2 separate regions of the Mus musculus genome follow, and region 2 is linked to region 1. The links are chromatin loops, found by intact Hi-C in ENCODE. Cell type or tissue: left cerebral cortex. All regions are shown on one strand. Links, peaks and the distances in the headings refer to the core of each region. The heading gives the core; the rest is flanking DNA.

What was found. A loop is a pair of places that touch in the nucleus more often than their neighbours do. Peaks named below come from ENCODE experiments on the same cell type or tissue, not always from the same donor. Only the 100,000 strongest peaks of a DNase experiment are listed, where the experiment ranks them.
Region 2: a loop joins it to region 1, with 3 times the contacts of the local background. A loop is called at or near these places in 3 of 42 quality-filtered maps.

The regions. Positions count from the first base shown.
Region 1 is chr17:86,490,602-86,503,331 of GRCm38, reverse strand. It overlaps Prkce (protein kinase C, epsilon), which reads right to left. Exons shown (of 15, transcript NM_011104.3): 8 at 12,485-12,581; 9 at 9,912-10,111; 10 at 7,221-7,394. Among named protein-coding and RNA genes, the nearest start is that of Gm30284, 52 kb to the right of the region's middle. In left cerebral cortex, for the core only: CTCF peaks have their summits at 6,742 (motif pointing left) and 8,144 (motif pointing right); DNase peaks (open chromatin) are centred at 3,465, 6,722 and 8,256; H3K27ac peaks cover 1,385 bases.
Region 2 is chr17:86,791,430-86,804,159 of GRCm38, reverse strand. Epas1 (endothelial PAS domain protein 1) reads right to left here. Exons shown (of 16, transcript NM_010137.3): 2 at 6,854-7,044. Among named protein-coding and RNA genes, the nearest start is that of Epas1, 44 kb to the right of the region's middle. In left cerebral cortex, for the core only: no CTCF peak of the experiment used is centred there; DNase peaks (open chromatin) are centred at 2,755, 3,405 and 7,046; H3K27ac peaks cover 1,613 bases.

The DNA.
Region 1 (12,730 bases), core at 2,754-10,753:
GAGATGCACGTGTGCCCATCGCTTACCATAGCTGGCAGCAGCCAGCGTCTCCCTCTCCCATTAGTCCCAAGTTCCCTGGTCAACAGTTCTATACCAGTCAGCAGAAACCTATGCCTTCTTCAGAAGATGGCTGGCCTTCTGGATGCAGAGGGAAATGGATGCCTGGTGCCAGTTTTCCCTTCAAGACCTCTCATGGCCCCTGGGCTCCTGTGTCATGCAAATGGCCTCCTCAGATGTTCCTGCTTGTCTTTCTTTCCTTCAGTTCATGCCATACAGAACTGCACAGGCTGTCATTTCTAAGTCATCGTTCTCTAGAACATCTTTGAGAAGGTCTCTTCCAGAGTGAGTCTGGACTCTTGTCTGGCATCGCTCATAGTTCTAGCACTTAGTCAGAATCTCTCACACCAAGTTCTTTCTCACACGTCCCAGGATGGATCTGTTGTCCCTGAAACTTCTGCCAATCAGGATCTATTCTATGACATCTCTTGCTCTTTAAAACTCTCTGTCTCCCCCCTCCACCAGCAGAACTGGGCAGAGCCCACTCCTTCCCCACCTCTCTCTACAATGTTCTTCTACCCCAGGAGGCAAGAGTGGGCGCTGTGATCCAGTCTCAGCTCTGCCTCGCTGGGAATGTTGGTGTGAAGCTGGACAGAGTGGGGCTGCTCTGTCACATGGGGAAAGTGGCATATGAAGGCCGTCCTCCTGGGACATGCATGGGGCCTGCACACATGAGCACACACCCACATATGAGGCCCGCATGAGCACACACCCACACATGGGGCCTGCATGAGCACATACCCACACATGGGGGCTACACACATGAGCACACACCCACACATGGGGCCTGCACACATGAGCACACACCCACACACACTACCTCAACCAAGGCATATCTATAAACCCTATGTATGAATATGAAAATTAGCTGCATTAGAACAAACAAATAGCTTAGCAGAACGCACACACACACACACACACACACACACACGCTAAAGGCTTTAACTCTTGGTCTGCGTTATGTCAGCATCAATGGCTTATTTATAAGTTACGGTCAAGTTTGTATCATAGAATGTATCACAGGGTTAGGTTGTGTTTTTGGGAGGCCAGGGCCAGCCCTCAGACAGAGATGAACAGGCACTGTGGAGAGAGTCTAATCTTTCAGATCAGCCCCGCTAGAAACCAAGCATTTGTGGCCATCTTCTACCTTCAGTGCAAGATTTCTGTACCAGGGCCTTAGGTGGTCTCGAAGCCTGGAAACCATCCAGCTGGAGGTTATAAGAGGAAGGAGAGCGGGAATCCCATATGACGGTCGCCATTTTAGGAATATATGTATCAAGTGCATGTTATTTTAAAACAATCAGGAAACACCACATAGTTGTTCTTGTTATATAGCCATTTGAGTTATTCTTTTTTTTTTTTGTCTTTTTTGAATTTTTCAAATTTTCCACAAAGAATAAACATTCTTGGTTTTGGCATGGTGGGGCACGTCTTCAACCCCAGCACTCAGGAGACTGAGATAAGTGGCTTTCTGTGAGTTTGAACCCAGTCTGGTCAGTGTAGTGAGTCCTAGTGCAGTCAGGACTACATAGTAAGATCCTATCTCAAAAAACAAAGCCCCGTGTTTGGGAACTAGCATGAAGCCAGCACTTTCCACACTGTGACACAATAAGTGTGCTCCCATAAAGTGAGACCATGACCTCCTCTGGCTGCCACTACATCCTGTGACAGAGAATGTGGTGCCTCATGACCTGGCACGTAGTAGGAGGTCAACACACTGTGACTGAATAGGAGAATGTGAGGCCCCACCCTAGCCAATTCTGGATTCGGCAAGACAGACAAAGTCTGGTGACAGCTAGCCAAGCCCAAATGACAAGCTCTGGGATCAGTGACCAAGGACTTGTTTTAAAAATGGAACATGATGCAACATACTCCGGATTCACCTCAGGCTTCACACGCTCAGATGCAGGTACACACACAAGTGTATACACACAAGCAGGTACACACACAAGTGCATAAATGTGCCTATCACCCCATCCCCAAGGTCAGAGCATCGGCTGTTTGGTTGGTTGGGGTGTTTTGTTTTGTTTGCTTGATATTTCTTTGAGGCAATCTTCGTAAGGGTCACCTCAAACTTTCTCTCCTCCTGCCTCAGCTTCCAAGTGTTAGATTTATAGGCCTGTGCCCAAGGTGATACATCTTATGTTCATGTTATCATAATCACATGTGAAAATAAAGAAGAGAATAATCACGCCTGCCTTGTCGTAGCATGTGAAGAGGGCCAGCTGAGCAGAAGCCTATGACGGCGACTCCAGTTCAGGCAAATGGCTTCCTTACATGCAAAGAAGCTAGCTGACGTGATGTGACAGTATCTAGACTAAGGGGCAGCACTCCTCCCTGCTCCTCCCTATCTTCCCTGCCTATCTATCCTGGACACAGGAGCAAAGTGAACTCTATAAGCATGCATTTCATTCTAGAGTGGGTCCTTGCCTCAAGACCTGAGTGATTGATCTCTTCATCAGGCCTGATTGATATGAAATCATGTGGCCCTTCTACTTGCATTTCCAACACCCCCCCACACACACACACACACAGACATGCCCCTCCGTCCTCCCCAGGAGGCAAAGATTACCACTCAATGACTTTAAATACTGACCCTCCTATCAGAGTCTCCATGAGCCCTTGGTCGCTTGCAGGCCACAGGACCCCTGAGTGTGTAAACTGGCTAAAGCAAGAGAAATGGCATTGCTTCCCAGCACCCTCACTCAGGATGCTCTTCAGCACCAAGGAGATGTGCTTCCTCCAGTCGCCATCACTACATAAGCCACTGTGTCACACAAAGCCCAAAGCATCCATGTAGACTCACTTCACCTAATCCTAGAAAACACTACCTACCCTAGCACTACTGCTTAGAGTCTTCTCCTGGCAAGTGTGTACCACAGAGTCCCTGAGGGCTGCTAATCCAAACCAACTAGAGGTGTGGAATATCTCAGGCTTTTGTTTTCCAGAAACAGCCAGAAAATGGGCCAAAAGCCCTCCAACTCCTCCCAGGCCCTTGGACCTCCAGCATCATGTGGTCTAGCAGGACCATGGCCTACCCCTCAGGTTGCTTTCTCTGCTCTCTCAGACTTGCCTGATTATTCATTAGATTTGCCATCTCTCTGCTGATCATCTTGCTTTCCCATTTTTTTCTTTAGGGTTTACTGTTCTGCTAAAAGTCAAAACAAACATTAGAGTTCCTTGAAACTACAAATTCTCTCCTATGTTGTCAACACTTGCTCTGGGAAGCTCTCCCCATGCCCACAGAGATGATTAAGTCACATTCGAAAAACATCTCCAGTTGCTTTTTAAGGATTTTCCATGCTGCCCGTTCCCCAGGGCTGGAGGGAGACTGGCCAGCGGAGATCCTGTAGAAGCTCAGCCCCGCTTCCCCAGTTTCCTTCACAGCAAAGTCCTCCTGGATTTGGCTTCCCAGGCCTGGCAGGAAATGCCAGAGGGTGGGGGACGGGTACAGTGTGCACAACTGCAAGTTTTAAAGAGGCAATGCCACGGGTGAAACCGGCCAGGTCAGGTTTTGTGGGATCCAGTTGGAAAGGATGGATTTGTAATGGCAGTGATAAAGTACAAACACACGAAATCTCAAAGGGCTTGGGATTTTTAATTTTCTGTTAACCACAAAATCAAAATAAATCTACCTCCTGGGAGCTCTCTGAGCGCCAGCAGCCAATGAAACAGGCAGAGTCCGTAAAAGCAGCTCCTGCACGGGGCTCTAGCCTGGAGCAGGAGGGCCATGCCTTTGAGAGCCGAGCGGGGCACCACAGCCCCCTAAAGAGGGTCCCAGCGCTGCCATGTCCCTTTCTCTCAGCAAGAATTTGTTTTGCTTATTTTCTCAGTATGCACCCCCCCCCCCCCTTCTCCTCTTTCTCGTGTCATCTGTCCACAGAGAAACAGGAAACAGGAGCTGTGAAGTCTAGTGTGGGAGAATGCCAAATGAAATCTAGAAAGAACTTCGGAGCCATCTCTAGGTGCCCGCCTTCCTCCCAATGCTAACCCTATCTCAAAGGCCAGCTCTGTAGCTTCCCTCGCCCGATTCAGGTTCTCTAGAAGCTAAAAAACACAGCAGGGTCTCAAGTCTAGCACAAGGTCAGAATCTGATGGGTATGTATGTATTTGTGGTTTGATTGACTGGCCTATCTGATCATTCTCATTAGCGCTGGGTTCTGGGATCATTTCACTTGTTTCTTATCTTCCAGAGTCTGCGGAAGAAGACTACAGCACATCACCAAGGACAGAACAGCTTAGAAGAGAGAAACCTTAAGTCCTTATTTGAATTTAGCTTGGTCCTTCAGCAGGCTGCTGCTGGCAAACTTAACTGGGCCATTATGGTTGTTACCAATGGCTCTGCATGGCCATCCTTGCTGGATGCCAGAAAAGGCACAGGACCTTACTTTACCCTCTCCCAAGCTCTCCCAGCCAACCTGTACATGGCACCCAGTTTAAAGTTCTGCATAATCGACCAGGACGCTCTCAAGGCAGCTTCCAGAAGAGCTATTCCTCCCTGTATACTAAAACCTGAGTCTGTTAGTGACTTTTCTAATTGCTGTAACTAGACAGCATGACCAAGGCAACCTAAGAACAAAGAGTTTCTTTGTACTTATGGTTCCAGAGGGGTGGAGTCCATGATGGTGTAGCAAAGACATGGCGGTGGAAGCAACAAGCTGAGGGCTCAGCTCTTGAGCAGCATGCAAAAAGCAAAGAGAGCACATTAGGAATGGTGGGAAGCATCTGAAGTCCAAAGCCCACTCCCAGTGACACAGTTCCCCCAACAAAGCTGCATCTCTTGAGTCTCCTCAAACACTGCCACCAACTGGAGGCCAACATTCAAGTAGCTGAGCCCGGAGGGGTCCTGCTCATTCAAACCACCACACTGGGGCTCAGCCCAAACCAACTTCACACCCACTGTTGCTTTGCCCGTTCTAATGAAGGATGAGGCAAAAATCTTAATAGGATTGAAACAGATATTTGTGGGTTTGAATCATATATGAAAATCTCAGTCAAAACCACAACAGTATGGTGGCTGAGGAATGGTACTTTTTCAGGAAAAACAACATCCAAGCAAGGTTGAAAACTGAGCACGGATTGAGGCTGTCCTTTCTGCTTCCACTCCATCTCACCCTTCAAAAGCACCGCTGCCCCGCTAGACCTGAGAGCAGCAGCTCCCAGCTCTTCTTGGTGTGAATGCCACGGAAACACTAAGGATTTCTTAGTGCTAATTTACTGCAGATGTTAGTATGAGCCCCAAGTCCTGACCCCAGTCACCCAGTCATCCTTCCTCAGGCAAATCTGTGTCCCGCTGATAACCCCACACCCAGCACCTACTTCAAGGCAGGCATGAGATTCTAAGTTCAATTCCCAATACCCACCACACACGCGCGCGCACACACACACACAACTGTTGGTTCTCTGAAACAATTTTTTCAATGATACAAAGAAAAAAGTAGACTAAGTGGTTTTGTTGTTATTGCTTTTAAGACAAAACTTAAAACTACTGAATGTAAGCCCATGTGAAAAGAACCACAGACAATAAAGACATATCACACCTGATACTTTTCTCTTTGATCTTGAATTAAGTTCTAAATGAGTTAGATATGGTGGCTCGTGCCTATAATGCCAGGACTTAATAGGTGGAGGCAGGACTGTCCCGAGTTCCAGGCTAGTAATGAACTGAACTTCAGAATGGGGCCCCATCTCAAAACCAAAACCACAGTAGCCAAGCTGTAGTGGGAGAACAACGCCAAACCCATCTCTGCACTTGTTCTGCCACACTGGACTCTGCATTTGTACACAAACATGAACTCACACTAATCTGTTTGGTGTTACACAACACAAGTTTGAAAGAGAAATGACTTAGCCACCAATCTGAGGCTTCTCAGAAAAGAAACAGATTTTTATGAAGCAGGGTCTCTGAGGACAGTTTCATAGAGAAAGCAACCCTGGTGTTCCTGAAAAATAAGCCGCAGAGTGGCCAGGCCCTTTCAGGTGGTTCTCATTTCTGATGCCATCAGAAGGAGAGGAAAACTTTCCTAGATCAGTGTTGCTTACTGATGTCATGCGTGGGTTGATGGGGGAGAGTCGGGACCAAAATAATTGGGCAACTGTGGATTAAACTAAGGTAATCTTTCTTGGTACGCTGCAGGACTCTTCCGGGACTCCAGTGAGCTAATGTGACCTGAGACTACTGGATGGGAGCTCAGGCCACAGAGTCTCCCATTCCTAAAGCTCCTCAGACAAGCAGGGTTCTCAGAAACTGCCTCAGGGGTAAGGGTGGGGGCTGGAGCAAAGAGGCTGTCAAGTTTCTGATGGCAGGAACGGGGTCTTGTTCACCAGGACCTAGCATATAGAACACATGTATGCGTGTGCACATGCGCACACACATACACACACATACACACACACACACACACACACACACACACACACACACACACACACGAGCACCTACATACATGTCACCCTTCACTGTCTAGGACCCAGTCTGGATTGCCTTCTAAAGCACACAAATACTACAGATTCACAATGCATCCTAGAAGACTTTCTCCCATACGCATTTCCAAAAAGGAAAATAAAATAAGAATTTTTATGAAGAACATGTGCTGTTTCTGTAAGAATAATACCAAATCAGATGGGTGTGGGTGTGTGCTACAATGTCCATACACACACTCATCCTTTACTGCCACCTGCTGGCAGCCAGGTAACTTTTATATGGTTGGATTTCACTGTGGAATTCCAAGCATTTGTTTAGATTCAACATCTCCTATGACATCACACAAGGTAGAAGGATGAAGGTAGCTTTTGCTTTTTTTTTTTTTCTTCTTTTGAGCTGAAGCAGCCTAGAAGCAATCTTACTGTTGATTGAAAAGAGCTGGAACCGGGTTTACACCGCATCTGTTGGTTTTTCCAATGAGTCAACACTGGGGTTGACCATTTGGCTTTGAGTTGCCACAATCTGAAAGTGCACTATCGATCTTTCATCCCTGCACAGACACACATATGGTGTTCAATCGAACGCCTATCTCTGCAAGGGTAAAATCCACTCCACCACACTAAGTCTTGGAGAGAGGTACGCAGACGGTCAAAAGTGGTTTCTGATAGCTTAGATTCTGTGTGTTAGATGCCACGATACTACCCAAGAGGTCAGCTGGCCAGCCCCTTCTTAAGCATACCTTGGTCTGGAAGCAGCAATAGAGTTGGGTTAGATAAGGGTGTTTCCGAGCCAGAGCCAAAATCCTCTTCTCTGTCATTGTGCAGTCCACATCATCGTCTTGTAGGATAACGTCCTTCTTCAAGACCTTCACAGCGTAGACTTCATCTTTGCCTTTGAGTTCCGCCAACATGACCTGCAACCAGTTTTAACACATCTGGTCAGTCTTCACACCCACAGAACCAAATGATGTCAAATATCTAAGTGTCAATTGTTTCTTTCTTTCATTTTTAATGAAGATGTTTAGGAAGCTAACATTTTAAACGTTTAGGGAAACTACCTAAGGGGTTTTTTTTTTTTAAATCTCTGGCACAGTGCTCAGGTAAGAGAAGTTTAATGCACAGGGGCTAATTATTCATATCTTCATCTCCACTAGTGATACTGTAATTATCAGAGAACAAATGTAGCGTGCTTCCTATCTCTCCCTTGTATCTTTCTCTTCTCGCCTTTTCCCTCTTTCTTCATTTCTTTTGACAGTTCCCACTATGTAGCCCATGTTGGTCTTGAACTCATGACACTTCTGTTTCATCCAAATGCTAAAATATTAGGTGTGCCCCACCATACCACACACACATACAGACTTTCAGAAGAAGCAATATGTTATATGTATTTTCCTATAAAGTCTTCATCTCTATCATGATTGCTGGTACTCAGTTCAAAGTAAATACACTATAATTGATTCTGCTATCTCCTTCATATTAGAAACAAGTTATACCCAATTAAGTTCTATATAAGTTGCGCTGAGTGCTTTTGGACACAATTTAAAATTTTGTTTGGCATTATATCCTTGAAATAGATAGTTTTAGAACTAAAGGGTTGAACATTTTACACACTTCCCGATTTTTAAAAAAAGACTTGTTTATTTACTTATATAAGTACATGTCTTCAGACACACCAGGAGAGGGCATCGGATCCCATTACAGATGGTTGTGAGCCACCACGTGGTTGCTCAGGACCTCTAGAAGAGCAGACAGTGCCCCTAACTGCTGAGCCATCTCTGCAGCCCACATTTCCTGGTTTTTAAGAGGGCTACTTCAGAGAATAGCGTCTCTGAGCATGGGGCCGCTTTCACCTTCCCCTTCTGTTGGCTTGCTTCCTCTTCCTTGACAAACGGGAGACATTACCCTGACTCTGCTTTCAACTTGCAGTCTACCTTCCTGGGAGATTTATTTTCCAGTCGATTCTCTTTGTGGGAGAGTTTTCTCCTCTGTCTAGTTATTTGGGGTTGTTACTTCTAAGTCGGTACACATAAGAGACATAAAGACAAACCTCTTGCTCTCCGCACTGGCCCTCCCTTGCCTGCTTCATGACAAGCTGCTGCTATCTTTTCTTACTGAACATAACCTCTTTATCTGTGTGTACTTAATCGTGCCCTGTGTTTGCCTTTACAGTTTTATCCACAGTGCTGCAGGTAAAGACACAATTCCTTCCCCTGAGGGCTTATGGGGAGTCTGTTTTCTTGGCATTTGCCTATCAGTTGGCGTTTTCATTTATCTCCAAATAGTTGCAGGTCATTCTCCTTCCTGGGAACTTTGAAGAATGCTATTCCAATGTTGCCGTCAAAGTAAACCGAACATAACCCAAGGAACTTGAGAGGGTGCGGATTCTGTCACCTACAAAATACAGCCTATGTAAAACGGGCTCCAAGCTGCTTGCGATGGTGTGATTTTGCCTAAGAAGCCAGCTAAGCGCTCAGAGTCTTCAGGACCCCTATCCTGTCTACCTTACGTGCAGACCTGGGAGTTCTGAGCATGCTCAGTTCCCTAGAATCCTGCTCAGATTCAGACCTAGCCCTGCTCATAGCCTAAGCCAGAGCCACACGTAAACCAGAGGCCTGGGGTCTGTTTCTTATTAAGCTAGTTTTTAAAGAATGTGATCGATTCAGCAGTTGCCATCTGAGGAAATTTCAGTAACCTCCCTGCCAGGTGATCTCGGGACAGATAGGGCAGGTGAGTGCCTGCAGAGGCAGGCCCTGTGCCTGAGGGCTTCACGGAGCCTTCCCTCAGAATGGCCTTGGAATGGTGAATTAGGCCTTTCACTCCTGGCTGCTTCCCAGAGCCCAGCACAAATGAGAGAACCTAACTGCTACACCAGGCACGGTATTAAGACAGACAAGGAGACAGATAGACAGATATCTGAAATGCCCCTCATTTTTCTGGGCTCTTTGCATTTTGCCAGGACCATCACTGGTGGGCACAGCCCCACAAGGCATAGAGTGCAGCAGAGATCTGGGGGAAATGCCCTCAAGGGCAAAGGCCCGGATCCACTACACAATTATCCAGCTCTCCTCTCACGTGGAGAAGAAGAGCAGAATGGTTAGCAAGCACCAGGAAAATCAGTTAAGGACATTCAGCTTCCAGAGTCCTACACAGCAAGGTTTGCTCTGAACCTGGAGTCCACCAAGGACAGACGCTCAGAGCTCATGCTTAAGGTTTTCCTACTGAGAAAGCGGGATTTCACATGGCTCTCTGCACAAAGGAAGAAATGTGCACATGGAGTTGACAGTTGGGAAGAAGGGACATGCTAACACATGAAACTGCTCAGTGTGGTCCCTCCCTCCCTCCCTCCCTCCCTCCCTCCCTCCCTCCCTCTTTGCCTCTTTTCCCCATTTGATAAGTGAGAACTACTGAATCCTACGGTGATGCCCACAGACCTTGCCAAAGCTGCCTTTGCCCAACACCTTGATGAAGTTGAACTCATCCAGCCCCAAGCGCTTGGCCTGGCCTGGCCGGACTTCCCCGTTCTCTCCGGGGCTTGCCAGCTGGCCATCGGTGGCCGACGACGCTCGGTGCTCCTCTCCTCGGTTGTCAAATGACAAGGCCTTCCGAATGTTGTTTTCAAGTTCTTTTAGTTCTAGGGCCAAAGGTAAAAAGGAACTGGATTAGGACACACCTCATGAGCCATTTACATTAAGACTCAACCTTCAGGACCCATGATCATCCTTCATTTCTTCGTGGCGGCGGCAGACCCAGGGGCATCCTGTAGGTTCCTCCATCTGTCTAACATGTTTCTTTCAGTACCTAAGGTACAACAAGGCGTCAATCTGCAAAGACGAGGAAGACACAGTTCCCGATCTGTTGGGACTCATTGCCACCAAAGGCCTCTGAAGGCCTAGCAACCTTGTCCATAATTTCGGTGTGGTGAGACTACATGCCTTCCCTGGATCTCTGCAGACTCAGGGGCAACAAGGCACCCTTCCCTTCAACTTTCCTTTGAAGATGAGAACACTCAGAAGTCACCCTCACAGGCGTTCCTGGTGACAGAATCACTCACTCACTCACTCACTCACTCACTCACTCACTCACTCACTCGCGGGGGCTGTGAACTAGAACCAAAAGAACTTGAAAACAACATCTAGGAAGCCTTTGTTTTTTCTAAACGCCTTTACTTAGCCTTGAGGTTGGCTTTATGCTGAGCACTTGCCCCACACGAAGCTACCCAATAGAATGAGCCACAGGCTTATCATTAACAAAGATTAGTTTCCCACAATGGCATGCCACAAACTTATCTCTGCTGGGTCAGGAATTCCGCAGTACAATTTCTCAACTACGAGACAGTCTTGTGGCCTTCTGGAGTATGTGACCTAAATTACCTGGATGACAGTGCTGGGTGGCCCTCTGACCCTTTCTGTATGAAGAAGGTCTTTTATGGTTAGACATTCATTCGCCAACAGGAGCACTCATCTGTGTAGTATGGGTGTCCTGACATGATCCTACTGTAAAAGACTCTCATGAGTAACAGGGGTTACAGACGGTGACAGAGTATCTATGCCTCGGAATGAAGACAGATCAGTGAGCAGCACCTCTGGAGAGGAAGGTCTCTGCTTCCTTTCCAGAAGGACTCGAGTCCTAAGGGCCCACGCAGGGGATCTGGAGTGAACTCATAACGGGGTGGAAGGACAACAGCCAAGCCCGCAGACAGCCCTGCATGACAGACTCAGAAGTTCTGTAGCTCACTCACTCCAAGATATGACTTTTGTCCCGCCGGGAAGGCCTCAGTTGTTAAGAGCATCTTGGAAGGTAGAACTCAGGTGTCTGAAGACCCCAAAGCTCAAAGAAAATGGCTTTCTGAATTCTTACAGAAGAGGAGAAAGAGTTTCTCGCTCATCTCAGTTTTGTGATATGTTACATATCCTTTAGTTCTCCTGTGAGGCTGGGAAGCATGGGACCTGCCTGGATGGCACATCTGTCTGAATAAAGGCCCAAGAGGCACAGCAGACAGCACACCAGGCAAGAGCCAGGCCTAAAAATCAGGGGTATGTCACTCTATCTAGGTCTGTTATCATTGGACCCCATCTCTTTGAGGTTTCAGGACATTCTGTATGAAAAAGGGGGAAAGCTGAAAATGTCTGACTGGCCCAGGATAGGATCTCTAAGCTGATTACTTAGGGAGGGATGGAATCTCTTTGGGAATGAAGTAAAGACACAGCAAGTGAAAGAGGCTGGAAGAGGAGCTGAGAGTGACTAATCTATAGTCTCAAGACTGGAGAAGGGCCACTGAAACGGTCCTGCTCACTCCTGAGTAAGAAGCGCTGTGTCATAGCGATGACCTCCAATGAGGAGCTCATTGTTCAGGAGAGGCACAGGCCAGTCCTGGACACCAACTTGGTTCTGGGCCTCAGGACAAGCATTTCTCAATGCTGAGCTCCCATTCCTTAGCCTATTACCTGGTATAGAGCTGATGTGGGTAAAATATTAGCAATAACACCTCAGAAAGGGCCACAGGGAAGGGCGCCACCCTACGGTGAAGTCATTCCGCCTTGTGGGAGCATGCAGCTCTCTCCGGGGATGGTTGGGACCCATTTGTCACCAGAAGGGGAGGGTTCAGACAGAAGTCCCTGTTTAGTTCTAGCATCTCAGATTCCATAAATGAATAGGAGAAGAGACATCATCCCTAAATCAGCCAAATCTCAGATCTTGGGGTGCCACCATTAATGGGGAGGGCTGGAAGGCAAGTATACGGACATGTCTAGGTCCAGCCGGAAGGATGGCGCAGTGAGCAAAGGCTGCATCCCACACATGTGGGCCTCCCGCTAACCCTAGGCTGGAGGGAACAGAGGCGAGCACTCCTGCTTGGCGCCCTCAAGAAAGCCTCGTAAGCCTGCAAGAGCAACTACTGCCATATCAACAAGGAAGTAGTGTGTGGGGACCTGCTGGTAGGACTGCTGGCTGCACTGAACAGCAAGTGACAGGGGTCACTGGTAAGAGGCAAATCTCAGAGTCTCACCCTGGTCACAAGGGGAGGTGGGCGCTGACTTGGATCGGTCGTCTTCAGATGGGGAGTTTCCAGAAGCCGGCTGTGGGGACTCAGCACCAGCAGCGAGCTAAAGAGAGCAGAGGGCGGGAGAATCGTCAGGGAGAATGCCTGCGTTAGTTATCAAAAGCATTAAGACACCGCCGTACGGAAGCTCAGAAGTGCAGCAGTGTCCCATCAGATGGAGAACGAAAGATCTCCACTGCCTCCTCAAATATT
Region 2 (12,730 bases), core at 2,615-10,614, 300 kb before region 1:
GAGTATGGAAAGAGAGGTCTGTCAGGCAACTGGACAGGATTGGGCCACCACTGCAGGACACACAGACAGCCTTCCTCCCAGGACAGACAAGAGGCCAGCTAGAGGCAGAAGATCCATGGCCCAATATCAGAGACTGGGACAATAAGGGAGCCCAGTGTCCCAAAGCTTCTCTTCCAGTCAAGGGGCAGAGAGGTGGCTTCTCAGAGCACCACTTTGGGGACATAAGTCCGGGGATAGATAGCACATAGAATAGTCGAAAGAGAATGGAACTTAGAGGCACAAAGCCGTGAGGGACAAGAGGCAGACACTAGGGGGCGTTGTGGGGGAACTCTACCCCCAACCATGCACTCTGTGTGTCCTGGACTACCAAGTCCACCTCTGCAATCTAAGCTCAGCTCTTGTTCCGGCTCCTGGCTGTTATCCTCAGACCACAGGCTATGCCCTCTTCTTGTTCATTATTTAATGTCAAATATGTGTGTGCTTTAGAAATCTGGATTTAACCAGGTGTGTTAGAGCAGGTCTTTAATCCCAGCTATCAGGAGGCAGAGGCAGGTAGATCTCTGTGAATTCCAGGCCATCTTGGTCTACATAGTGAGTTCAAGTCTAGCCAAGGCTGAGTGGGTGGGCCAGGACCTCTGGCGGGCCCAGGACTGCTATGCAACTTGCGGGATTTGTGCAAAGTAAAATAAAAACGTGGAACCCTCTGCTGAAAATTTAAGCTGAGCTCAGAGCCCAAGACCTGGCTAGTACGAGGAGGCCGCACCCCACCCAGGGTGGTGCTGGAAGGTTCTACCTCCTCCCAGGCTTCCTTCCTAATTCAGGGAAGCTGAAAAAGTGCCTTTTCTTCCTTTAACAACAACAACAACATCAACAAAAAGTGTTCAGAGGGTGTCAAAGCTGTCGCTCCAGAGACCACGTGCTGAAGACTATCCCCCACGTCAGGAAAACCAGCCAGTCTGGGCAAAGGGTGCCTGACCCCGGAAACATGCCCGGAGAAGGTTTCAGCTGCATTTGGGTTATAGGGCGAGGTGGCTACTTTCTCCAGACAGACAGAGGCTAGTGCTGAGGCCTACTGAGAATTTATTTTCACTTCAGCTTCTTTGATCTCAGTGGCAACACTGACTTCAAAATCTGGAGTAATCCCAAGACAACCTATCGGGGTTAACTAGACCCAGAGAAAATAGTTCTGCTTAAAGTTTCCTGTTTTTAACAGGCCCGGCACAGCCAAGCGGCCTTTCCGAACTGTCCAGCACGCTTACTTCCAGGAGGTGGCGAAATTGGCTACAGTGGCAGGTGGACTGCCCTTTAGAGAGGAGGGAGAAGGGTGTCTGGGGCCACAGACATGGAACATCTTGAGACTGAAGTCACAATGGCCAATAGCACCCTCCCCCACCCCTTCCCTGCGACCCTAGAGCAGCCCAGCTTGGGTGTGGCCCCTTCCTTCAGTGGAACTATTTGCTCTTTTAGCACCTGCTTGTCCTCCTGGGAGTCTCTGAAGGAACTTGGCTAGGTCACTCCCAGCCAAGAGGGAGGCAGACATCCCCCTGCTGCACCCAGAGCCCTGAGCCTCCTGTCACAATTCTGCTAAAAACTGCTATGCCTGGCGGCTGCGCACACCAGACCTCCCTCCCTCCCTGCAGTTACTAAGGCTTTTCCTCCATGGCTTCCCTGGCTCACAGCACTCATTACACACTCAGTCCTGTCTCAGGGAGAGCTGGGGATACTGCAAGGAAGGGTGCAATTCAGGAACCAACAAACTGCCAGGAAGACATCTGTCGAAGAGCCTAAGCCCCTCCTGGGGATGCTGATAACAACGGAGAGCAAACCATTGGTACAAAATAAAGTAGGTGCTTGCTAAGGAACTGGGCTGGGTGGTCTAAATAGCTCAGGTTCTACATCCTGGCCATTTGCTTCCCAGAATCTGTCAGGGTTCGAATCTCAAAGAACTGGTATAGACGAACTGTCTCCTTTGAGAAGGACCACGAAATTCTTTAATGCTAAAAATAGCCCCAGTAAACAGGCTTTGATGGCTCCCACCGCCAGGATATGTGCCGCTGAGAAGGCTGTGGAGGGCCTTTTCCGGAGCACTGCTCATTTCCTTTAGGCAGCACCGCCCATGTTGGGTGGCACACCAGTATGGTAGAGCCACTTGCCTTGTGTGAACTAGCAGGTGGCAGAGCAGGTGGCTTCTAACTGGGTCTTTGAGGCCTGGCTGTGCCAGCCGTAAGGCTGCTGCTTTCTTACTTCACCCGGATGATCCTTCTAGATGTTTCCATCTTCAAGAAACTCCTTGTTCCTAACAAGCTCCGATACAGGTTTCCTACTTCCCTGGTGCTTGCTACTTAGTTATCTCCGCAGGGTCTTTCCTTTCAAAGGCTGTGCACGCGTCTTCCGGGCATACTGACGGCAAACATAAAGAGTGTGGGCCACTTACTGTGCCTTATGCCGCACTGTGAGCAGGCTGGGGCTATCTCACACTTTCTGCAGAGTGATAGATCTCAGCTGGCCTTGCTGCTGCTCTCCTGGTGTGCCCCACAAGTCCAGCATTGGAGATTTTTATTTTGTTCTTTTCACACCTGCTCCCCCACCCTTGCTTGCTGCGCTAGCCTTCATAAAATGCTATGGGGCGCTACAGTCAGTGACTGTCGCTGACTGGCCAGACTCTTTGCTTTAAGAGAATGCTATAAGCAAGGTTAGACTTTCTTGAAGGGACCGCTGGCTGCTCTCAGCCAGTAACATCCTGGCATGAATCATCTTACTGGCCTCCTTCCAAACAGGACAGAAAAGGCCTTGATTTTGAGTATAGGTGGGGCCGGGGGAGGTGGGACAGTAAAACAATTGGGCTGAAAACCAGGGAAAACAGGTCTTACCACAAGGCATAGGAGGGCACAGAAATCACATCTGCTGCTGTAATTCTGTCCCCTTTGTCCCACTTTTCCTGAGAAGTCATGGTGAAAGCTTTAAAACCATGTCCTGGATTTTAATGTCTCAGGGATCGGAGAATCATATCCTGAGCAGACTGTGTGACTTCACTAGGCAAATGCCAGGAATAAAACATAAACAAATTCAAATCAAAATAATCAAAAATAAACTTGACATTTATGTCTAGAAACCTGGCTTTGTGCTGATCTCCAACTCTGCAGTAATGAGAATTTGATTTTTTTACATATGAGTCTGGGAAGCCTCAAATCAGAATTGGGGCGAATGCACATTCTATACATTTACTGCGGTCTAAAGCTCTTGGGACGCAGAAGCGACTCCACTTCAGCCCCAGAGCGCAGGGTTCATCTGGATTTAAGACAATCAAGTGATATTTCCACCCATGTTCCCGCCACAGTGTGTTCTGTCCTCCTGGGCCAGTGTGGAAGCAAGTATCGTAAAGCTATTGTTTCGGTTTGTTTCCTGTGATATGAATCTCAACTGTGGCCCGACTCAGCCTGGAGTTCTCAGCGCGGAGGCTTCCTCCCCAACATTCCCACACACTGCAGCCTACTGTGAAAATCAAAGGAAGTGTGCTGCTAAGTAAAGAAGAAACTGGCCCTAACGCTAAGCCTGGTATTTTTTAGGCGTTTGAACTCTGAGGTATACAAAACTCCACTTGCCTAAGTAATGAGTCTGTAGTTTGTTTTGAGTTGGGAAAGTATATGTTGTAACACTGTAACACGTAACTGCTAAAAGGTGGGTCCAAAGACATTAGAGTTCGCTCTGATTTTTCTCTTACATCGTTTCTTTTGTTAGACTTACTTCAAAGCTATAACTTGTACAACAGGCTAGACTTTCATATCATCCAACAATGTTTCATGGACTCTGCGGTCCAATGAGATAGAGCTGTGTACAATGTTTCTGAGAGAGATGGCAGCAACACCAATAAGCAAAGTGCAGGAGGATATCTGCTCAAAGATCCTCTAAACTTTTTGTCACATAAAACAAACAAACAAACAAACAAACAAAAAACCCACAGCACTTGCGAGGCAGAGACAGGCAGATTTCTGAGTTCGAGGCCAGCCTGGTCTACAGAGTGAGTTCCAGGACAGCCAGGGCTATACAGAGAAACCCTGTCTCAAAAAACAAACAACAAACAAACAAACAAACAAACACAACCCCCAAACCAACTAACCAACAAAAACAAAACATAAAGACCTATGGTTCAGGGTTGAAACGATGGCTTAGCAGGTAAAAAGGCCTTCTATTCAGACCTGACAACTTGGTTGGAACCCTATCCATGGTGGGGAGGGAGAATCAACTCCCAAAAGTTGTCCTTTCCTCCCCTCCACAAACACATGCATATAATAGGTGAAAATTTAAAACAATGAGCCACTTGGGTGGCTAAGTGCATAAGAGCACTGGCTGCCCAGGCATGAAGATGTGAGTTCGAGTCCTCGGCATTGACAGGTTGGCTGTGTGTGCCCGGAACCCCAATGTTGACCTGCACAGTCAGGATCCTGTGAGTTTGCCAGCCAGCCAACCTAGCTAAAATCGTGAGCTTCGAGTCGAGCGAGAGGTCCTGTCTAAAAGAAGGGAGGTTGAAGTCTTTAAGCAAGACTTCGACGCTCTTCCCTAACCTCTCCAGAGCACGCATGCACACACTAAAACAAAGGGTGGGTGGGGAGGAAAAGGCTCATTTTACATTCCATTTCTGGAAATAACCAGTCCCGAGAGTGCCTGGTAGGAGCCTGGAGAAATGGCAGAGAAGGAGAACTAAGCCACATCTCCTTCCGTGGCTGGACTCAGGAGCACTTCTTTAAGGTCACCAGGACCAGATGACCAAAACTTGTTTATCAATCTCTAACTTTTCTTTCTTCAGGCCTGGGAGCCCCATAGCTGACGCGCCAAGGGTTCTGGTCTGTCCGTGCTTATGCTGTCTAGAGAGTAGGCAGTCCTTGTTCTCAAGGCTCAGAGCTCCTGAGATGTCTGCTCCGTGTGGTGTCTGCTCTTGTATCTGTGGCTTTGTGTAGTACGTGGAGTGCGGGAGGGGTTGCACCAGGACACATGAGGGCAGATAAGCTCGGAAGATCCAACCCTAGCCAAGCCCTCTGCAAATCAACCTCGACCCATCGAGGAAGACACACAGGCTTCTGTGTGGGCGAGCACAGACAATGTGTCCCTGCTACGGCAGCAAGACACAGCTCTCAGAACCTCCTGGCCACCCACTGCTCCTGGCTAGTCCTGGTCAGGCTCTAGCTGCTTCACTTGGACATTGGCTCCCTGCCCCTTATCTACATTTCTTTTTTTTTTTTTTTTTTTTTTTTTTTTTTTTTGCCTGACAGGCTTTGCAAAATCCTACAAATCACCGAACTGTCGTCCTCATTTCTCCAAGAGGACAATCCTCTGTAAAATGAAGGCATGCATGGGGCATGGGTGAGACACCTCCGAGTCTGCCTTTTTATTTAGCAGTCCAGGCTTTACAAGTCCTTAGCCTGAGCTTCCCTCAACCATTTTCACCGTCTAAATCTGAGTAATTGCTGTTGCCCTGCTGTGTGTGCAGCGGCTCCGCCCTTGCTTTCTCCACTCTCTGCTCATTTCTGTAACAGCACGGTCACCTCAGCCTTGCAGCCCAGGCTTAGCCTCCAGCCTGGGGGTTAGAGGAGGACGATGGGATGAGCAGCCATTCTAACCTCCGAAGGTCTTTCCCATATATCCTTCCTGTGCACAGGGGCCCAGAATAGCACAGGCTAGTCTGGCTTCCCCGCCTCATTCTGGACCCCTCTGTGCAGGGGGCTCTTTCCCAGAATAGCCATGTAAGGAGTCATCTCCAGAGTGACACACTCACTCAGGAAAACTCAAAATGAGCCACGGGATCTCTTTCCCCCTTGCCTGCCTGCCTCCCTTGCTCATGCCTCGGACACTGCCCTGCTGTAGTGCCAGCCTGGCAGCTATATGCTGCCCAGTTTCCTTACAGAACTGATAAGTCTGACAAGACTGCACATAGGATGTGAAAGTGGAAACCCCAGGCTGCCTCTTCCTGGTGAGGCCTAACAGGAAATGATTTTTGAGGGATGTAACTCTGACAAAGGAAAGAAAGCATTCGTTATGAACTGTTTGTTGGTGAAGAGATATGCGGGAAAGAAGAACGCATCGGCTGAGCAGGGAGAGGTGCCCGAGGCTGTCCTCTATGGCGGGGGCTAGCCCAGCAAGAACGAATACAGCTGAGCCGCTGTCTCCACTCATTCCTATAGTGCCCTAATAATCCCCCCCCCCCATTTCCTACCCCTATCCTCCCAGGCAGTATGCCTGGCTAATTCCAGTTTGTAGGCAAGGAAACCAAGGTTCTGAGAGATAGATCACAAGGGACATCACCATTTCTGATGTCCTAGAGATGTAGCTGGAAGACAAGGATAAAAGGCTTCCTGCAGAGTCAACACAGTGTGGAGCGGGACTCTCGCCAGAGGTCCAGAGGTACTGGATGGGCTTCCAGGAGAAGCTGCTCTCGGCTCTCCAACCCCTTGGAGCACCTCACACTCTCTGGGAGCACCTCACACTCTCTGGGAGCACCTCACACTCTCACTTGAGTCTGTCCTTGGTCTCTTCCCTGGGTGAACTCATGAGAAGATCATTGCCAGAGGGGAGATGCTAAAATGAAGGAACAGGGCCAGCAAGAAGGTCCAGTGGCTAGAGGCATTTGCTGCTAAGCCTGAGGACCCAAGTTCAAGTCCCAGATCCCAGATGATGGAAGAAGAGAACAGAATGGACTCCCAAAGGCTGTCCTCTGACCCACATGCATACCCTCACACGCAACTAAATAAATGTAACACTAAAGGCCATGTGCCAGCTTCTGTGAGTGGATATTTGTAGATGTGTCTTGGAGCGAGGCCTAGGTAGATGCCAGCTTGGGGCAGGACCTGTCAAGCCTTACCTGAGGACAGGAGCTTATGTGTCCGAAGGAAGCTGATGGCCAGGCGCATGATGGAGGCTTTGTCCAGGTGGGAGCTCACACTGTGAGGCAGGGGCAACTCATGAGCCAACTCATAGAAGACCTCCGTCTCCTTGCTGCGCCGGCACCTCGCGGCATCACGGGATTTCTCCTTCCTCAGCTCTGAGCTGCTCCTACATGAAGAAACGAGGGGTTAGTCCTGGAATGTGGACGTCATCCATTCACACTCTCGGTAGTGACCCACTCACCCCCACAGTGAGTCAATTCTCCCACTGAACCCATCTGGCTCAGCCCAGGGGAGCTATGAGCAAGCCACCTTTTGGTATTGACTCTGCTTTTGCGCATTGGTGTCTTCTCAAATTGCTTTCTTCTGTATTCTTGCAGGAGCCAGAACTGGGCTTCACGTGGGTAGCGTTAGCAAAGATTTAATTAAACTAATGAACAAAGTTTGAGGACAGGGTCAAAGGGCACCAATGGAAAGAGAAGGGCGAAGAAGCTACGGTCAGACCAGCCCTGGCTTACCTAAGACCCTGTTTCTGATCTGAGAGACGACAGGTTAGAGTCTGGAGACATCAGTAAAGGCCAAGAGAACATGAGGCGGACAACACGCCTCCATTTGCAATCCAGAAGCAAAGACCTCCAAGGGTGGTAGCTGCAGTGGGTGCCATCCTTGCCAGCCTGAGGTGCCAGACTGACTCTTCTTTGTTGCAGAATGGGAAGGAAAGGACAAACTGACACCCAAACCTGCCTCTTTCCAGAGATCCTAAAGAAACACGGTCTTCGTACAAAGTCCATATCACGTACTAACACGGGTAAGTTTAAAAGTCAGAGTATCTGCCTGCTAACTCGTCAGATTCTACCATGAAGCTGCCTAAGTGTCGCATCAGTAACCAGTAACTGTGAGGACATACTGTGACCATTTATTTATGTGAAACTTTTAGTCCTGGGCACATTCCACTATAAAGAAACATTAGCAACAATCTGTCCATGAAAAGACAACCTATCCGCAACAGAGGGCAATCATGTCCTCAAAACACTGTGCAGGTCCCACACAGCACTTCCTGTGTGCTACACAGGGAGTGCAGTTAAGTAGCAAACATTTTTACGATGGTCACAGCGTCATGGTGACAGGTTTTTTGATACAGTTCAGCTACTCTTTCAGACAGTACAGTGTTAGCATCTTTAAATTTCACAAATTGTTGTGAGAGTAGCTGCTGTTAGCATCTCCAATATACAGATAAGAAAACAGGCCCACGGAGGCTAAGTAATTCACCCGTGACTGCCAGCTGGTAGGTGAACTCTGCCCCTGGCAGGGCAACCCCAGAGTCTAGGCACTTAGCCATTAGTAAGAGTTGCAGAGTAATGGGGTTAGTTAGGGAGCTCGCCCTCCCTGGCCTACCAAGTGGTTATCGATATTTTCCTGTGTTTTCTATAAATAACATATATTGCTTGTTTAATAAAGAAACTAACTTGGTATTTGCTTCTGTAGATGTCCAGTGTGCTTTGTGGCTTTCAAGGCCTTCTTCCAATTAGCTCCAGGCTGGCTCATGCCACCTTACCCTCTGAGGTTGCCAGTCCTAGGGGTTGCTCTCCTTTCTGCCTGTCTTTGAGCATGTCGTTATCTGGACAGAACATCACTACTTGGGGATTCCTGGAATGCTGGCATGCCTCTCATCCCCGTGCGGATTTGAGGCAGAGGCCCTGTTTCGACGTTTTCGACGTCAGAGCTCACTTCATTTGCAGGCCATCTAGGCCCCCAGATGGATTAGCCATTGGATACCAGACTGCAGGAAGAGCCACATAACATGGATGGTCAGGCAGAACCTTGTGAGAAGTTGTGAAAGAGGGAAATGGGTTTTCTTGTCCCCTCTCCCCTTGGCTTTCCTTGTCTCCCTTTCTCCCCCTTCCCTGCCTTTCAGCTCTCAGAAACCCCACACCTCTCTATTTCTATCCCACCCTTCTCACCCCTCAGAACCTGACCCCTGGGAGAATTTGCATCTTCTACCAGACTTTAAGGGCCATTATTGGTCCCTGGATTTTATATCTCAATCCTGAGCTCCTTAGGGTGGGATACCTTAAGGGCTCACAGGAGGAATGGCTGCACTGGAGTACCACAGCTCTGGCTCCTGAGGTCCAAGTAGGAGATCCTGAATTCCCCTCCTCAGCACCAGCCCTCACGCTTCCGGACAGCAGCAGGGTCAGCGCCTGATCCCGTCGTTGTTAACATCCAGAGCAGCTATGCCGTGAAGCAGTCACCACAGGCCGTGTATCAGCAACGATACCAAGAACAAGCTCTCCCGTCCGCGCCCCCTACCCCCGTGGCTGAGTTGTGGGGAACAGGCTAGCTAAAGTCTGGGTTCTCTTTGGCATAAGAGCTCTGGGTTTGGCTAAGCTCCTTCAGCTACATAAACACTTACTGATACAGACACGTTCAGTCACTGCGCCGACAACTACATATCACCCCGTTATACTCTTCTTACTGACACGGCTCGGTAGACATTGTGCAATTTACAGATAGGAACACTGAGGCCCAGAACATACCATGCCGTTTTCCCAAGGTCTTACAACCAGGAGCTACATAGGCCCTTCCAGTCAGGGAGCAGACAGGCTGACTAATTTTATCCTTGCAACCATTGTCTCCATTTCAGAGACTTGGAAACTGAGACCCAATTTGGTTAAGTTCTGTGCTTAGAGCAATTACCTAATTAGTGGCAGAGCTAGTGATAAAACATTACCTCCTCCCACTCGCATAAGAGGCAGTACCTTTCCTTAGCTGGAAAGAGGCAACTTCAACATTTTAACATTTAGATGGCCGAGACCCTGAGGCAGGTCCCTGGTTTAAAATGTTGTACACTCCCTTTAGCTACCTTTTTTTTCCAGTTCCACTGTAGAACTAGCTTGATTTTAATTAGATTGCCTAGTTAATCTTGACATAGTCCAGAGATGTCTAATGTTGACTCTTGGAAAAATAGACAAAAATCTGTAACACTGAAATCATTTAATTAGCAACCCTGAAGAAAAAGAATAATTATCATGAAGGCACAGATAACAGAAGCCCGAGCTTGTACGAAGCCACAGTGCTATCTACCCATCTCAATCTGGGGAAGAAAACACGTTCTCTGGGCTCTGGTTCCTGCATCTGTAAAGTAGGAAGAAAACTCCATGTCTTATCAGGATAAAATGGGTGCAGAATCCCTAGAAGGTTCTCTGGCAATCAAAACTATTGGGGCAGATTGAAGATCCATTGTCTGGCTACCCTGGGCATCGATGCCCTGAGAATCAGCTGCATCTGGACTCTGGCATGGCACCTGTCCGTCCTCGCTAAGCAGGCTGTCTGAGGGGACCAGGCTATGGCACACGGGCTGATCTTGACTGGCTCTGCATATTATATCTGGGCATCTTCCTAAGCCGACAATGTGCTTCATTTCCTGGAACACTTTTCTTCCAAGATGGGTCCTACAATGACCACATTTTGCTTATCCTTATTGAATGTGTCCCACAATTTACATATTAGAATCCATTGGCTTCTCTTAAAAAGATATCCTACCCTAAATACTTGATTCGGAGAGACTTGGTACTTCCTTACTCCACGTTGGTTTTCTTTCCTAAGTTCCTTTCCCATCCTTGGTTCCCATCCCTCTCCTGTTCCCACGAGATGGCCTGTATCATATGTGGTGTTCCAAACACACCACCTAAATGTGGTTCTGGCTGCCTGTCCTTACACACACCAAAGTTGGCCTGCGGGGACCATGCTGGCCCCTGTGGTCACAGCACAAGCCTCCTTCTCTAGAAGTAAGCAGTCAGTTAGGGGGTCACCTACACCTGCAGTCCTTAGCTAGAGGATCAGAGACAAACCTGCTAATAGCAAAGGCAGTGAGGCAGGATTCTGCTAACTGCGAGTGATAACAATGTTGCCCTTATAACGGCTTAGGTACATATTTTACATATTTTACTGCAGTTGAGTTTCATAATAACTCTTTAAGACAGGAGCTACAGAGACTAAATCACTTGTCTCAATCCTAGCTTCTCTGGGTCCCAACACCCCAATTTCTCCCCATGCAGCAAGGAAACTCTTGGATCGTTCTGACATGTCCAGTGTTGTTACAGACCTTCCTACAACTCAGATCCCCATCCACACCATGGGAAAGGGAGGAGGCTTGAGACTTAGAAAGACACAGTGCAAAGCAGTCCTTGGGGCTTGGACAGCTCTGTCTTTGGAAAAGCACCCAATAACCTTAGGGACATCCTAGGACCCAAGGAGTAAGGCCAGTATTGGAGTTCAGACTGGGAGGAGCAGGAAGGCAGGACGCACACAGCCCCCGTTGCTGTAGAGCTGACTTACAGTGAGGTGTTGTTTGATCAAGTCCAACATCAAGTAGCCTTGCACGCTCCCTACCACACTGCACAGTCCTCCCTACCACACTGCACAGTCCTCCCTACCACACTGCACAGTCCTTCCTACCAAACTGCACAGTCCTCCCTACCACACTGCACAGTCCTTCCTACCACACTGCAGCTAGGGGTGGGAGCATTTTCTTTTCCACATTCATTTACAGTAGCTCTCCCTGAGGGGAAACAAACATGATTCTGAAAGATTTAATCCCAGGTAAAGGAGGTAAGCTCTTCTAAGCAGCATGCTAAAGGTAAAACAGAACTGACTGTCCAGAAGCATCAATCCAGGGGTAACCGTTCCTCGCTCAGCTACGACTGGCTACCCCTCAAAGACAAAGTCAAAGATGCTCCAGTCCTTAAGGGGTAGTGTTTGTGTGGAACCTGCACACATCTGCATCTATACTTTAAACCACTTGATTACTTACAATGCGTCCTAGAATGTGAGCACTATAAGTAGCTATTATGCTGTATTATTTAGGGGCCGATAATAAGAAAAAAAGACTGTATATATTCACCACATTCATAATTTCTTTCCAAATATTTTAGATCTAATTAGTAGAATCAAAGGATCCAGAAGCCTAGACTATGAGGTAAAACTCACCCAGGCAAAGCTTGGCCAGAGCACGTGATACTGTAAGTGTGGCAGTGGGTCCCGATGCTCTCATTCACAGTGACCTACTCTCGGCCCAATCCTTGTTTCTCATCTGCGAGTGTCCAAGCCTAGCTGTCTCCAGCAGACTCAACTTTTACTGTGACTGCAGTCATCAGGTATCTAAGTCAGATGTCTGCTACCGTATAAGGTTAAGTGGCTGAGAGGTCAAGCGAGGCTCACTAAACCAGCTTGGGCCAACCTGTTGGTTGGATCTAAACGTACGCTAAATCACAGGGCACTGTGAAGGCAAGCAGGAAGGAGGTGGGCTCTTCAGTGAGCTTGTGGAGCTGCCAGACAACAGCTGCCTGGTGAAAGAAATAGCAGCTTCAGGCTAGAAATGGCTCAGTGGTTAAGAGCACACACTGTTCTTCCATACCTGGGGTTCAATTCCCAGCACCCACATGGTGGCTCACAACTGTCTGTAACTCCAGTCCTAAGGATTCTGATATCTTCTTCCTTTGTGGGTGCTGCGTGGACATGGTACATGGTCACAGAGGCCAGCGAAACAGCCAACACAAAATCCAACATAAAAATACATAAATATTTTAAAAAGAAAAATTACTCAGGGTCCCGGAGAAAATCAAGAGTCCCTGGACCCCAAGCTTAGCAGTTGTTTGCGCAACTGATGAAATCACAGCAGAACCCATGCCTCTGCAGAGTTCTTGATCTTGATTGCTCACTGGAAAAGCCTTAAAAGTAGATCCTGGGGCCGGGCAGTGGTGGCACATGCCTTTAATCCCAGCACTTGGGACGCAGAGGCAGGTGGATTTCTGAGTTCAAGGCCAGCCAGCCTGGTCTAGAGAGTGAGTTCCAGG